2 separate regions of the Homo sapiens genome follow, and region 1 is linked to region 2. A link is a contact called in ENCODE Hi-C or POLR2A ChIA-PET data. All regions are on one chromosome and are shown on one strand. The core of a region is the stretch at or near the end of the contact, and the rest is flanking DNA. Distances in the headings are between cores, read along the strand shown.

Evidence for each region. Hi-C counts contacts between places; a loop is a spot of excess contacts on that map. ChIA-PET counts read pairs that join two places held with the same protein, here RNA polymerase II (POLR2A). Pooled maps may share reads with other maps.
Region 1: a map of cardiac septum shows a loop between it and region 2 (5-fold over the local background). The contact joins the enhancer-like site here to the promoter of SRRM1 in region 2. A Hi-C loop is called at or near these places in 2 of 168 maps with a recorded cell type or tissue (cardiac septum and dorsolateral prefrontal cortex) and 7 of 50 pooled maps. POLR2A ChIA-PET finds 5 or more read pairs at or near these places in 14 of 52 experiments (AG04449, CD8-positive, alpha-beta memory T cell, Caco-2 and 11 more).

What each region holds. Positions count from the first base shown.
Region 1 is chr1:24,692,851-24,697,956 of GRCh38, forward strand. No RefSeq gene overlaps it. Among named protein-coding and RNA genes, the nearest start is that of CLIC4, 50 kb to the right of the region's middle. RefSeq lists a silencer at 2,655-2,774. Within about 2 kb of position 1,584, at least 14 of the 41 ENCODE cell types and tissues checked have a DNase peak (open chromatin) inside an H3K27ac peak, as active enhancers do.
Region 2 is chr1:24,639,837-24,644,893 of GRCh38, forward strand. It overlaps SRRM1 (serine and arginine repetitive matrix 1), which reads left to right and starts at 3,466. Exons shown (of 17, transcript NM_005839.4): 1 at 3,466-3,511. The coding sequence starts at 3,491. RefSeq lists an enhancer at 3,038-3,137 and silencers at 3,208-3,527, 3,788-3,847.

The DNA.
Region 1 (5,106 bases), core at 334-2,833, 51 kb after region 2:
GAAGCCAGTTTGACCTAGGTTTTCTAAGTCATACCATTCAAAGAATGATTTTTATCTTCCTCATCTTATCCTCCAGATCTGCCTTGTCTGACTATGCTCCTTTTATGGGCAGTGGTGGGAGCTGGGCCCAGACTCTAGGGGAGGAAGGGTGGACCCTTCTCACCTTCTCAGTCTTTGGTCCTATTTTTTTTCTTTTTTTTTGAAAAGGGGTCTCACTTTGTCACCCAGGCTGGAGTGCAGTGGAGCTATCATGGCTCACTTGCAGCCTCAACCTCCCAGGCTCAGATGATTCTCTCACTTCAGCGTCTCAAGTAGTTGGGACTACAGTCTCACACCACCATATCTGGCTAATTTTTTTGTATTTTTAATATAGATGGGTTTTCGCCATGTTGCCCAGGCTGGTCTCGAATTCTTGGGCTCAAGCAATCCTCCTGCCTCAGTCTCCCCAAGTGCTGGCATTATAGGCGTAAGCCACCACATTTGGCCTTGGTCCTTTTTTTTTGTTTTTTTTTTTTGTTTGTTTTTGTTTTTGAGATGGAATCTCACTCTGTTGCCCAGGCTGGAGTGCAGTGGTGCGATCTCGGCTCACTGCAAGCTCCCCCTCCTGGGTTCACGCCATTCTCCTGCCTCAGCCTCCGAGTAGCTGGGACTACAGGTGCCCACCGCCACTCCTGGCTAATTTTTTGTATTTTTAGTAGAGACGGGGTTTAACCGTGTAAGCCAGGATGGTCTCAATCTCCTGACCTCGTGATCTGCCCACTCGGCCTCCCAAAGTGCTGTGATTACAGGTGTGAGCCACCAAGCCCGGCCTAATTTTTGTATTTTTAGTAGAGACGGGGTTCCACCATGTTGGCCAGGCTGGTCTCGAACTCCTGAACTCAGGTGGTCTGCCCACCTTGGCCTTCCAAAGTGCTGGATTACAGGTGTGAGCCACCATGCTCAGCCTTGGTCCTTTATACTACAAGCCTGGGCAACATAGTGGGTACACACTACTGTCCCATGGCCACCAGTGATGCTGGGTACAGGAAAACCACATTGTTCTATGGACTCCTGACCATGGTACTCATCCTTCCACTGGCCACTCCTGCTAAGACATGGCTTTTCCATCCTGTAATTGCCCTTAAACATTGGGCAACAATTTCCAGGTCTCTCTGGGTCAGTCCCTTCGGGGGAAGGAAGACAGAGGAATCATGTGGCCAGGTGGGAAGAGCTCTGGGCCAGCTTCCACTCAGCCTTGCTGTGTGACCTTGAGGAAGTCCCTGCTCCTCTCTGGGCCACAGTTTCCTCCTTTTTGAATGCAGAAGGTTGTATTAACATATCTGAGGATGCTTTGGGGTTTTCTTAGTTCACTTCTGTCCAGAGAAGATGATGAAATTTTAGGAGCAGCCTCACTTCCAACACACCGGGTCTTGCGTGGTCATTCATACCCCGGCAGAGAAAAAGCTGCATACTTCATGCCCTTTGCCCTTCACCATCTCATCTGATCCTCCCAGCAGCCAGCAAGGACACGGGGCAAGGCACTGGAGGCAACAGAGGCTCAGCAGCAAGACAGGGTACGTGCAGAGAGCTGCGGGACAGACGTGGCCTCACCAGCAGGACCCGTGATTAAACAGCAGCTGTGGTTCACTAAGTGCTTTCTGCTTATTATGTGCCAAGTACTTCACATGTGGCTGCTTTGTGTCATTCTCACATCAAACCTGATGGGTGGTTACTATAATTATCTCCTTTTACAGATAAGGAAACTGAAGCCCAGAGGGGTGGAGTAACTAGTCCAGCAAAAGTAAGCCATGTAACTGGGATTCAAATTCAGCTTGAACATCTCAGCACTCATCTGTTTTCGATCACATAACACTCCCTCTAGGCATTCACAGGAGCTCAAGGATAGGAGTAGGGAGGGGAAAGCTAGGAGTCCGAAGACTTGAGGGGCCAGGCATGGTGGCATGCACCTGTAATCCCAGCATTTTAGGAGGCTGAGGTGGGAGGATGGCTTGAGCCCAAGAGATCAAGGTTGCAGTGAGCCGTGATCGTGCCACTGCACTCCAGCCTGGGAAACAGAGAAAGACTATGTCTTGGAAATGGTAGAGGACCTTTAAAAAATAAAGAATAAAAAAGTACAAAACCAAAGACTTGCGCAGATGCGGTGGCTCACGCCTGTAATCCCAGCACATCAAGAGGTCGAGGCGAATGGATCACCTGAGGTCAGGAGTTTGAGACCAGCCTGGCCAACCTTGCGAAACCTCGTCTCTACTAAGAATACCAAAATTTGTCAGTTGCGGTGGCAGGCGCAGTGGCGGGCGCCTGTAATCCCAGCTACTTGGGAGGCTGAGGCAGGAGAATCGCTTGAACTCGGGAGGCAGAGGTTGCAGTGAGCCAAGATCACACCATTGCCATTGAACTCCAGCCTAAGCAACAAGAGCGAGATTCCGTCTCAAAACAAAGCAAAACAAAACAAAAACAAAGACTTAGGTTCACGAACAAACTCTGAACACTTACTAATTCTAAGGCCAGGGTAAATCTTTCATCTTGCTCAGCCTCAGTTTCCTTATCTGTAAAATGGGGATCATAATTTGTCATCCAAATTGTGAGGATTGGGTAAAAACATTTTTAATAAGGGCATGTATGTGAGCATCCCCCATGTATGGCAAAGAAGTTGTCTAAATTTAAGAGGTTGTTGTTTTTCTTAATCTCAGAGCAGGAGCCAGGGCAGGAAGTAGGCAGGCTGATTAGGGCGGCCAAGTGTCCCTGCCCAAGAGTGACTACTTCCGTCCCTGGTGTTCTTCATTAAGTCCCCAGGAAAGGAGGAGGGTGGGCCGGAAGAAAGGGCAAAGCTCTAGGTCCTTATCTAGAACTCTGCCTCCATGCAAGAGCCCTCCAAGGGAAGAGAAGTTCTGGATTATCACCACTGAGCTCCAAGCATGCCAGAGGGCTCAGCAGGGAGAAAGTCTGTCAGCACCTGACCCAGCAACAGCTGGGGAGAGGCCTGGATGGGTAGGTTGCATGCCTCCCCCTCAGCCTGTGTCATGGCCCTGCCCTGGCCTCATGGTCCAGGACTCAGTCCCCATAGCCTGTCCTACCAAGGGGAACACCAGACTCCAGCACTGCGATGCACAAATGCCAAACCCTCCCAAGGGGCAGCTTTGGCAAGTGACTGGAACTGGAGTCAGGAGGCGCCGGCTCTTGTTCTGGTTTTGTCCCTTCTCCTCGCTGGGTATCAGCATCCCTACTGTGGAATAAGGGACATTCCCTCGAGGGCATTTACATAGTGTGGATCTGGCGTACCACTTGCTACCCCTGCCACAAAGTGTTGTTCCTTGTGCCTTCTTCCTGGGCTGCTGGAGAAAAGGCTCATGCCACATGTGCTGCCCTCTCTGGGTGTGGTCAACAGCTCCCCAGCCCAGGACACTCAAGTGTGACACCCAGATGACACTCAAGTCATCTGTGTCATTTTCTGTTTCTGGTGCTTCCTGAATTCCAGTTCTTTCTTGTTCCCAAGTAGATGGAGAGCTCCCTGAGGACAAGCAACTGGGGTCTCCTTACCCCTCCCCAAGAACTAGGGCTTAGCACAGAGTAGACCCTCAGGGCTGGTTAGCAGCTGTGCTGTTGGGCCATCCTTGAGGCCCTTGATGAACATGGCCTCCATCACCAGTGCCTGTTGCAGCGTTCTGGCCACACAGGGAGGAACCCCAGTTTCTGCTCCTGGTTCTGCTCAACTCAGTCTGCAGGACTTTAGGCAAGGCTCTGTCAAAAGCATCTGTGGTTTTTCAAAATGTGCCAGGTGGAGGCCAGGCGTGAAGTGGATAATCCTCAGGGGCAGATGGGGACTGGTACTCCAGCCCTCACCCCACCATCCAGAGCTGCTCCATTCTTAGCTTTTAGCTTTTACACACTGGGATTCCACAATAGTGACTTCGCAGCTTCACAGAGGTAAAATTGACATACAATAAACTGACATATTGACATAAAATAAACTGACACATTGAGCATGTAAAATATACTTTTTTTTTTTTTTTTTAAAGACAGAGTCACACTCTGTTGCCCAGGCTAGAGTTCAGTGGCGCAATCTCTGCTCACTGCAGCCTCTGCCTCCTGGGTTCAAGTGATTCTCCAGCCTCAGCCTCCGGAGCAGCTGGGATTACAGGCATCCGCCACCATACCTGGCTAATTTATTTGTTTTTTTGTTTGTTTTTGTTTTAGAGACGGAGTTTCGCTCTGTCGCCCGGCTGGAGTGCAGTGGCACAATCTCAGCTCACTGCAACCTCCGCCTCCTGGTATCCGGAATTGGTTCTTTCCGGTGGGTTCTTGCTCTGCTGACTTCCAAGAATGAAGCCGCGGACCCTTGCAGTGAGTGTTACAATTCTTAAAGATGGTGTGTCCAGAGTTTGCTCCTTCAGATGTTCAGATGTGTCTGGAGTTTCTTCCTGCCAGTGGGTTCGTGGTCTTGCTGACTTCAGAAGTGAAGCCGCAGACCTTTGCAGTGAGTGTTACAGCTCTTAAAGGTGGTGTTTCCAGAGGCGTTTGTTCCTTCCAGTGGGTTCATGATCCCGCTGACTTCAGGAGCGAAGCTACAGACCCTCACAGTGAGTGTTACAGCTTTTAAAGGTAGACTGGATCCAAAGACTAAGCAGCAGCAAGATTTATTGCAAAGAGCAAAAAAACAAATCTTCTACAGCAAGGAGAGAAACCCAAACAGGTTACCGCTGGGAGCTCAGGTGGCCAGCTTTTATTCCATTACTTGGCCTCGCCCATGTCCTGATGATTGGTCCATTTTACAGAGCACTGATTGGTCCATTTTACAGAGTGCTGATTGGTCCATTTTTACAGAGTGCTGATTGGTGTGTTTTTACAGAGTGCTGATTGGTGCGTTTACAAACCGTTGGCCAGACACAGAGCTCTGATTGGTGTGTTTTTACAGAGTGCTGATTGGTGTGTTTACAAACCTTTAGCTAGACACAGAGCGCTGATTGGTGTGTTTACAATCCTGTAGCTAGACAGAAAAGTTCTCCAAGTCCCCACCTGATCCAGAAACCCAGCTGCCTTCACCTCTCACCGGGTTCAAGTGATTCTCTTGCTTCAGCCTCCTGAGTAGCTGGGACTATAGGCGCCTGC
Region 2 (5,057 bases), core at 2,216-4,715:
AGAGGTCAGAGAGGGCACCTTTGTTGAGGGAAAAAGTAGTCAATGACAGAACTACCAGAAAAAACAACATTTATAGGATTGACAGCAAACAGACAGAGACAGTGAAGGAAGCCCAAAACAGAATGACTAATCAGAACCATAGAGAATAGTCAGGGAGATGTGGGGTGTTGTGATTTCATAGTTCCCATCTGGTCAAGTGGCTTGTTCTGTGGAGGCCTGTCACTTCCCTGTCTTTGGCCGTCTGACAAAGCCTTCATTCACTGAACAAATGTTTATTGAACCCATGCCATGTGTCACTTTTCTAGTGACACATGAATGAACAAAACAGTAAGCCCTGACTTTAGGGCACTTACATTCTAGTGTGGGGAACAGACAATAAACAAACATTAAAAACAGGTTAAACGGCCGGGCGCAGTGGCTCACACCTGTAATCCCAGCACTTTGGGAGGCCAAGGCAGGTATCCCTTGAGCTCATGAGTTCGAGACCAGCCTGGGCAACATGGCAAAACCCCATCTCTACAAAAAATACAAAAATTAGCTGGGAATGGTAGTGCGGGCCTGTAGTCCCAGCTACTCCAGAGGTTGAGGTGGGAGGATGGCTTAAAGCCAGGAGGCGGAGGCTGCAGTGAGCCAAGATCACGTGACTGCACTCCAGCCTGGGTGACAGAGCCAGGCCTTGCCTCAAAAAAAAAAAAAAAAAAAAAAAACAGGTTAAATGCATATTAGGTGATAAAAGCTATGAAAAAAAAAAAAAGAGTAACGGGCATCAGGATGTAGAGAGGATATCCGAGCAACTTCCAACAAGGCAGTCAGGTTAGGCTTCAGTGAGTGACCATCGAGTAAAAACTTTAAAGTAAAAACTTTGCCCAGGCCGGGCACGGTGGCTCACGCCTATAATCCCAGCACTTTAGGAGGCCAAGGCAGGTGGATCACGAGGTCAGGAGTCCCAGACCAGCCTGGCTAACATGGTGAAACCCCATCTCCACTAAAGATAAAAAAAGTAGCCGGACTTGGTGGCGGGCGTCTGTAATCCCAGCTCCCAATTTGGGAGGCTGAGGCAGGAGAATTCCTTGAAACTGAGAGGTGGAGGTTGCAGTGAGCCGAGATCCTGCCACTGCACTCCAACCTGGGCAGACAGAGCAAGACCCCATCTGCGGGGGGGCAGTGGGGACTTTAAGTTTGCCCAGTAGATATCCAGGAGTAGGTCAGCGTGGTGGCTCATGCCTGTAATCCCAGCAGTTTGGGAGGCCGAGGCGGGAGGATCAGTGAAGGTTGGGAGTTTGAGACCAGACTGGCCAACATGGCAAAACCCCATCTCTACTAAAAATACAATAATTAGCCGCGCGTGGTGGTGCGCACCTGTAGTCCCAGCTGCCAGGGAGGCTGAAGCAGGAGAATCGCTTGAACCCGGGAGGCAGAGGTTGTAGTGAGCCGAGATCGCGCCACTGCACTTCAGCCTGGGCGACAGAGCGAGACTCGGTCTCAAAAAAAAAAAAAAAAGATATCTGGAAGTAGAGCATTCTAGATTACATCAAAGACGAAATAGCGTGCATCAGGTAGGATTTTGGCTTTTGTTCTAACAAAAATGAGAGGCTGCTGGAAGGTTTTGAGAAAAGTGTCTGATTAAGGTTTTCTAACAGAACTACCCTGCCGGCTACACTTAGAGTAGATGCTGAGTGGCCAGGGTAGAAGCAGGAAGACCACTTAGGGGGTTAGCGCAGTTCAGGGAAGAGACGATGGTGCCCTGAACCACGATGACAGCAGGGAGGGTTTCTTGATGGTTTGAAAGCCGAGGTAAAGGAAAGGAGTCAAGAGTAACACACGCTTGCGTCCTACACCAAAGGAAAGCCACTGCGGTCAGCGGGAGCCAGGGAAGACCCTGGGAAGGGCAGGTGGTTTGTGGTTTTGGTGGATGGAGGGCGAAGGAATCAGGATTTCAACTTGGGGCACGTGGGACGGTCAAGAGAGAAGTCTGAGCTGGAGATGCAGGGATGTCTCCAGCACACAGCTAGTGTCTCCAGCCACGAGAGCAAACACACACATACTTTCAGGTGGGCTAAGTGCCATGGAAAAAAAGAGAAAAGGGAGGCGAGAGTGTGTGTGGGGGCGGGAACGATGCAAAAGATGGCCGGAGGAGGCCTTTCTGAGAAAGGGACGCCGGCTTTCCCTCCGAGAAAGGGAAGCGAGAAGGGCGAGAAGCGCTTGCGAAAAAGCTGGCAGAGTGGGGCCGGGCGCGGTGGCTCAGGCCTGAAGTCCCTGCACTTTGGGAGGCCAGGAGTTCGAGACCAGCAACAGAGCGAGACCCCCATCTCTGCTTTATTAGATAAAAATAACTTTTTTTTTTGAGACAGTCTCGCTCTGTCACCCAGGCTGGAGTGCAGTGGCGTGATCTCGGCTCACTGCAAGCTCCACCTCCCGGGTTAATGCCATTCTCCTGCCTCAGCCTCCCGAGTAGCTGGGACTACAGACGCCCGCCACCACGCCCAGCTAATTTTTTGTATTTTTAGTAGAGACGGGGTTTCACCGTGTTAGCCAGGATGGTCTCGATCTCCTGACCTCGTGATCCGCCCGCCTCGGCCTCCCAAAGTGCTGGGATTACAGGCGTGAGCCACCGCGCCCGGCCAATAATTTTCAAAATAAGAAAATCTAGCAGTGCGCATCCAACCCAAGGCCCTCGCAGCCAGAGCAGAGGCACCAGGGCGGCCAGGCGAGGCGCTGCGAGGAAGCTGGTGCTTCTCGGAGTCCGAGACCCGGGCTGGGGAGAGCCCGAGGCAGAGCCCGAGGACCACGGCTCTCTGGCGGGCGTCCTGCCCAGCGGCGTGATTACCGGGCCGCCGAAACCGAAACCCATCTACTGGACACTTCCAGCTTCCTCCAAAGGCTGAGCAAGCTGAGCTACAAGGCAGATTTCATGTCTGCTGCCAGGCTCGACCGCTTTACAGACAATCCTCTCTCGTCTGGTAAACGCGTAAAACCTACACAATCACAACTTTCACAACGAGAGGGAAGCCGCAGGCCTCTCGTCGGCGCACGGGCCGCCTCGCCCGCGTCACTCTGAGGTAACAGCCTTTCTCTTCAATCGCTTCATGGAACTCCAGGACGCCAAGCCTCTTCCACTACGGGTCGAAGGATGGGTCACGTCACATTGCGCGAACAAGGATGGTCACGCGCCACAAAAGGACTTGCAGGGCGGGGCGACTCGACGGCCTTCCCTTTTGCTCCCATTGGCTGCGGTCGTCAGGTTCGCCTCCTCCACTACCTACCGGGGAGTTTAGGGCCTGACAGAAGCCCGCCCCCGCTGGCGCTCGTGCGCACGCGTGGCGGGCTCTCGGCGCACTGAGCAGGCGCGGCCTCGTGTCGGCCGGAGGGGGCGGGCGCAACGACGCGCGCTGCGTCCCGGCGCTCGGCTTTCCCTCCGCCGGTCCCGCCCTCCGTCGCGGCGGCGCGGTGTACCCTGGGATAGGGAGCGATCTCCGAGCGAGGCGGCAAGATGGACGCGGGATTTTTCCGCGTAAGTAGAAGCGCCGGGCGCCGGGGTGAGGCCAGGGACTTCTCGGTAAGGCCTGGTAGGAGACCTTAGCTTGGCACAGGGTGGCCAGCGAGGGGAGCTTCGGAGATCTTAAGGATTCCTCCTAGAGCCGGCGCACCCCCCCCCCCCCCGTGCGCTGCGGCGGAGACCGGTGCGCCCCTGCGCAGTCTCCTCCTCCGGAATGGTCCCCCCTACGCGGCGGCGACGGTGGCCGGAAAATGGCGGCGGGAATGGGCCGGGATGGTACCTCGCTGCCCGCCTGCCTGGCGGGGCCTGCAGGCCGAGCGCCGTGCGTGCCGCCGGGTCCTGGGGCCTAGCGGAGCCGGAGGAGGAAGTCCCGAGTGGGAGGCCAAAGGAAAGCCCTAAGGTCACTGGTGGCGGCAGGGCAGGGAGAATATGGTTTGGGGGTACATCTTGGGAGAGCACCTTAGGGGAGGGAGAACAGGAAGAAGCATTCAGCGGCTTTTTTTGAAAAAGCGCCCTCCCCGCCCCCCAACGTCCTCCCTCCAGGTCCTAAGCCTTCGTGGAGGCGCCAGGTCAGGGTTCGCGGGAGCTCCCGCCCAATTTGATATCCCTTCAGGGAGGGGGACGTAGATAACTTGTTGGGACAATGTGAATTTAAGGTTCTGTGAGGGTAGAGGGTGCAACGAAAACTATGCGCGGGTATGGAGGCAGGTTGTGGAGTGATTCAATTCCTTCCCGCCCTCCACATCCCTCACCACCCGCCACCATCGTGTTTTACTCTTGGAGTCCGCTGGTGAAAGGTAACTCTTACCTAGGCTCTGCCAGCGTCGTCTGCCCATCGCCTGCAGGCAGGGAAGTTACTCCGTCGTAGTTGGTTCTCGGGGCCCACACTTTATCAGGCTCGTGCTGGAGCCTGTGTGTCCCATAGTCCCCTCCTGTAGGAAATTAGTACTAGATCAAGATCTAGAAGGGACACAGGACTAGAGTTGAGCACCATTGGTCTCTCAGGGCTTGCAAACTGTTAATGCAGAATGAAGTCGTATAGAAACTAGTTGATCTAAGCCAATATATCCGTTTTCTGAAATACACGTTAGCTCTTCTCTTTAGAGCATGTAATTTGCAGTTTGTGTGTTTTCAAAGGAAAAATTGGAAGGGAGGAGGGCCAGAACTTTAGTAAAAATATCTTTGGACACTCCGAATTGGACATTGAAATCCTTCTTTAATTGGCTTTAAATATGCCAACGAGTTTTTCGTCATGTTAGAATGTTATCCCCCAAGTATTTTACCTAAGAACAACCAGCTGTTCTTAGGCAAACAGTAAGATACTTATTTTGGAATGATAGTTTCAGATTAGCGTATCGAATTTGCAAACTGCTTATGAACTGTCCATTTTGTAATTTCCATCAAAGTGTTTTGTAGTAAATATTCAATATTTTCTGCAGTGCAAGTAGTATTTTGAAACAAGTGAAAGCCTTTTCTGACTTTTGTCAAAATATTTTCTGTGGAAAGGAGTCCAAATAAATAAAAGAGTAAGGTGATTGATGAGCAAATTTTAACATGAAGT